Linked DNA regions of Homo sapiens: region 2 is linked to region 1. Evidence: read pairs that join two places in POLR2A ChIA-PET (ENCODE). Cell type or tissue: HepG2. All regions are shown on one strand. Region 1 overlaps TUBGCP6 (tubulin gamma complex component 6). Region 2 overlaps PLXNB2 (plexin B2).

Region 1 (2,500 bases):
CCAACTCGCTCCCAGCACCTCCGCTTGCTGGCCTCATAGGTAAGTGCGGCTTCCCACAGGTCCACGTCTGGGGTCACGCTGGGCTCAGACTGGGAATCAGGAGTCAAGTTGGACGCTGACTGGAATCCTTCGTCTTCCCACTGATCCACACTCGGTGGGACCTGGAGACACAGGGAAGGGCAAACCGCCACTTATTGCTGTGTCCACGTTTCATCCAAGGGCGATGAGAATTTCAGGAACTTTATGCAAAGACCTAACAAAATGTTTCTTCTGTTTTTCTCAAGCGCATGTGTACCATACAATGTTTCCCACCAATGAGCCATTTAAGGAATTAAACAAAATAAGTCGTCAAGGCTGCCAATTTCCAATTCCATGTAACACATAAGCCTCAGTGGAACTTAGAGTGAAACTTTTTGAGATGCCTCAGACCTGGAAATTCCAATGTGGGGAACCCAGAATTAAAAAAATCACACTCAACATTAAAACACTACTGTACACCGGGGCCAGGCGCAGTGGCTCACGCCTGTAATCCCAGCACTATGGGAGGCTGAGGCAGGTGGATCACCTGAGGTCAGGAGTTTGAGACCAGCCTGGCCAGCATGTGAAACCCCGTCTCTACTAAAAATATAAAAATCGGCCAGGCGTGGTGGTGGGCACCTGTGGTCCCAGCTACTCGGGAGGCTGAGGCAGAAGAATTGCTTGAACCCGGGAAGCGGAGGTTGCAGTGAGCCGAGATTGCGCCACCACACTCCAGTCTGGGCGACAGAGCAAGACTGTGGGCAGCAAGCCACCCAGGTGCCGAGGCAAGAGACCGAGGGCACGAGCTGTTCTAGTACAATAAAATATATAGAACAAGAATAGTTACACTATAGATCATAAATATGATTATATATGAACGTTATTAATCATTAGTTTGTAGCAATTGCTCTTTATTCCAAGATTATAATAATCTTCGCTCTACAATTGTAACTTACGAGAAACCAGGCCATACAGAGACAGGAGCTGAAGGGGCAAGGTGAGAAGTGACCAGAAGACAAGAGTGTGAGCCTTCTGTCATGCCCAGACAGGGCCACTAGAGGGCTCCTTAGTCTAGTGGTAATGGCAGCACCTGGGAAGACGCCCATTACCTAGCGGACCTTGGTCTAGCGGTAGCGTCAGTGCCTAGGAAAAGCACCCACTACTTAGCAGACCAGGAAAGGGAGTCTCCCTTTCCCTGGGGGAGTTAGAGAAGACTCTGCTCCACCACCTCTTGTGGAGGGCCTGACATGACTCAGGCCCACCCGCAGTTATCCAGAGGCCTAAACGTCTCCCTGTGATGCTGTGCTTCAGCAGTCACACTCCTAGTCCACTTTCATGTTCCATCCTGTACACCTGGCTCTGCCTTCTAGATAGCAGTAGCAAATTAGTGAAAGTACTAAAAGTCTCTGAAATGCAGAAATAATGGTGTAAGCTGTCTCCTCTCTCTCTGCTTCGGCTGCCAAACAGGGAAGGGCCCCCTGTCCAGTTGACACGTGACCCACGTGACCTTACCTATCATTGGAGATGACTCACACTCCTTACCCTGCCCCTTTTGCCTTGTATCCAATAAATAACAGCGCAGCCTGGCATTTGGGGCCACTACTGGTCTCCACGTGTTGGTGGTAGTGATCCCCCGGGCCCAGCTGTTTTTTCTTCTATCTCTGTCTTGTGTCTTTATTTCTACCATCTCTGGTCTCCGCATATGGAGAGAAAAACCCACAGACCCTGTAGGGCTGGTCCCTACACAAGACTCCATCTCAAAAAAAAAAAAAAAAAAAAAAAAAAGAACAATCAGGCCGGGCTCACGCCTGTAATCCCAGCACTTTGGGAGGCCGAGGCGGGCAGATCACGAGGTGAGGAGATAGAGACCATCCTGGCTAACACGGTGAAACCCCGTCTCTACTAAATATACAAAAAATTCGCAGGGCGTGGTGGCAGGCACCTGTAGTCCCAGCTACTCAGGAGGCTGAGGCGGGAGAATGGCGTGAACCTGGGAGGCAGAGCTTGCAGTGAGCCAAGATTGTGCCACCGCACTCGAGCCTGGGCGACAGAGCGAGACTGTGTCAAAAAAAAAAATCAAATAAAATAAAAAAATAAAAATACAAACATATAAAATACAAAAATTAGCTGTGTGTGGTGACGCACACCTGTAGTCCCAGATACTTAGGAGGCTGAGGCAGGAGAATCGCTTGAACCCAGGAGATGGAGGTTGCAGTGAGCCGAGACCACACCACTGCACTCCAGCCTGGGCGACAGAGCAAGACTTGTCTCAAAAACAAAAAACAAAACTGCTGTACACCAAGACATTTGCTGTAGCATTATGTATGTTTCTAAATCATCTAGCTATCGCATAAGAATAGAACGACTAGTAACAATGTATCCTTTTGGCAACACTGATAAAGCAATAAAATACAAAACTCAAATGAGGAGCTACAGCGTACCATGGTAAAGCCTCAGGCGACAGACAGCAAAAACATATCCA
Region 2 (2,500 bases), 53 kb after region 1:
CCTGCTCCCTGGGAGTGCACCCATTAGACAGGCAGCTCCTGCCCGGCACAGAACTCCCTCCCTGCACTGGGGGTTCAGTGCTCAGCTGCTGCCCAACCCCTGGAGCCCCCCAGGTGCCCACGAGCACAGCAGCCGCTGGGAGAGGTGACCACCCACAGGCTAGGGAGTTCCTGGCCGACTGGTGGCAGAGAGGCTGGGTAGGGCCATGGGACCCCAGGCTTCACCAGGATAGGGGTGATCAGCCAGGAAAAGATGCTGGCTTTAGTGAGAGACAGGAAGATTCTACAAGCCCACGGGAACCTCTGGGCATGATCCTGGTGGAGGGGGTTCTATGCCCAGCTCAGCCAGGGTCCCCCGCTGTGGCTCAGTGGCCTGTCCAGGGGAGAGGAGAGGAGGGCACAGGAGTCCCAGGCCTCCAGGAGAGGCCCGTAGGCTACAGCCACAGCCCATGGCCCTACCAGGGAGGAGCAGCGCCTGCCCGAAGGCTCCCCAACCCCCGCCGCGCCCCTCCCCTACCCACAGCCACCCGGGGGCAGGTCCCGCAGGCCCCCGCCTTCTAAGTGCACCCAGTGGCGCCAGCGGGGGCAGGCAACGTCCAGGCCCCTCGGCCCTGCGCCCAGGCCTGCTGCCCTCCCCTCCCAGCCCCGCTCACCCGGCCCAGCTCGCTCACCCGGCCCAGCTCGGTGGCAGTGGCAGAGGCAGCCTCAGCCAGGCGCAGCTCCCGGGAATGAATGGAATGCGCCCGCAGCTGGGAGGGGAATGCGGGGGCAGCGCGGGGGCGGGGCCCACGGTCCCCTCGGATCTGGCCCGGACCGTGGTGGGGCAGCCTGGGGAACCCTGCGGCGCCCCTAGCCCCAGGAAAAGCAATGGCTCTGGGCCCCCACAAGCCACCCCTCAGCCGTCCCCCAGCTTCCACCCAGGGAAGACACTCACCCACCCGCCAGGGCTGTAGGGGCCCCGGTACAGGAAGAAGGCTCTCCTGTCCCTGCCGGGGGCTGGCACACCCTAAGTGCTCAATAAACACCACCGTGTGCCACCAGGGAAAGCCTGACTCCCAGGGTCCTACAGGCCCAGGCTTTTCAGGGTGGCAGGCGCGGCTGGGGTGACACCCTACAGGTGGCAGCTGCCTTCTGGTTCCTGGACAAACAAGGCCTCAGGTGACCTGCCTGCCCAGGCCCAGGAGCAAAGGGCAACCCACCGGACCAGCAGCAAAGCTCCGGCGGCGCAGGAGGCGCCAGGCACAGCCAGCTACGCTTCCTGCTGCCTGTGTTCCTGGAACAGGAGGGAGGGCGGGCAGCAGGCACTTCCTGTTTTGAAGCCCTCCTGGGACCCCCACTTACGGGGCTGGCGGGGATTTCCTCGGGCCCTCTGGTGCCTTCCTCCTGGCTGAAGCTCGGAGGGGCACTTTCAAGAGGCCACAGCAACTCCGGCTGCTGCTGGGCAGGGAAGCTCCCCACTTCCATCCAGACCAGGCCACAGCAACTCCAGCTGCTGCTGCCCACAAAGCGTCTGCACAGGCACCCCCCCACCACACCCCCAACGCTCCAATTCCCAGCCCTGATGTCCCAGAACCCGGTGCCACAGTCTCACTGCAGACCACTCCACCTGAGCAAAAGCTTGGCCTGAGCAACAGCTTGGCCTCAGAGAACCATGGGAGCCTCACAGCGGCTCCATGGGCAGGGAAGCTCCCCACTTCCATCCAGGCCAGGCCATGGGAAGGGTGGCAGAGTGACAGGTACGGTTGAAACCTGGCTGGACAGAGCCTTGCAGACACCACATGGCAGTTCTAGATACCTCCGGCCTCCCTGTCCACATAGCCCCAGCCACCCACTGCCTTTCCCAGGTGGGGTACAGACCCCTCACCGAGGCTCCAGTGGTCCAGCTCAGTTTCTGCTCCAGGCCAGCATCGAGATTCTCTAGGAGGCAAAGGAGAGACGCCGGTCACAAGAGGAGCCCGGTCTGCTGTGGAGCCCCCCACCTCTGTCCCATGCTGGTGGGGCTTGGGGGAAGAAACATCCCACAGGACCCCATCTGGCCTTTGGCTTCCCTCTGGCCCCTGCACAGCCCCTTCCTCAGACACCTCCAGGGCTCCTGGCACTCCCCTCTGTCAGGGGCTTTCTGCCTGTTTAAACTAGGTATGGCTATTACTTTGCTTAAAATAAAAGTTGCTTTCTGAGGCCGGGTGCGGTGGCTCCCGCCTGTAATCCCAGCACTTTGGGAGGCCGAGGCGGGAGGATCACGAGGTCAGGAGATCAAGACCATCCTGGTGAACACAGTGAAACCCCGTCTCTACTAAAAATACAAAAAAATTAGATGGGCCTGGTGGCGGGCAGCTGTAGTCCCAGCTACTCGGGAGGCTGAGGCAGGAGAATGGCATGAACCCGGCCGATGGAACTTGCAGTGAGCGGAGATCGCACCACTACACTCCAGCCTGACTTCGTCTCAAAAAAAAAAAAAAAAAAAAAGTTGCTTTCTGAAAAATACGCACACCCATGACCCT

Evidence for each region. Peaks named below come from ENCODE experiments on the same cell type or tissue, not always from the same donor. Only the 100,000 strongest peaks of a DNase experiment are listed, where the experiment ranks them.
Region 2: POLR2A ChIA-PET joins it to region 1 with 5 read pairs; 11 of 35 experiments call an interaction of 5 or more read pairs at or near these places.

Annotation. Positions count from the first base shown.
Region 1 is chr22:50,240,207-50,242,706 of GRCh38, forward strand. TUBGCP6 (tubulin gamma complex component 6) reads right to left here. Exons shown (of 25, transcript NM_020461.4): 2 at 1-161. Among named protein-coding and RNA genes, the nearest start is that of TUBGCP6, 3.6 kb to the right of the region's middle. RefSeq lists an enhancer at 1,199-1,498. In HepG2, a CTCF peak has its summit at 1,082 (motif pointing right); DNase peaks (open chromatin) are centred at 1,095 and 1,565; H3K4me3 peaks cover 642 bases.
Region 2 is chr22:50,292,863-50,295,362 of GRCh38, forward strand. PLXNB2 (plexin B2) reads right to left here. Exons shown (of 37, transcript NM_012401.4): 2 at 1,857-1,916. Among named protein-coding and RNA genes, the nearest start is that of PLXNB2, 14 kb to the right of the region's middle. In HepG2, a CTCF peak has its summit at 585; DNase peaks (open chromatin) are centred at 709 and 1,189; H3K4me3 peaks cover 1,274 bases.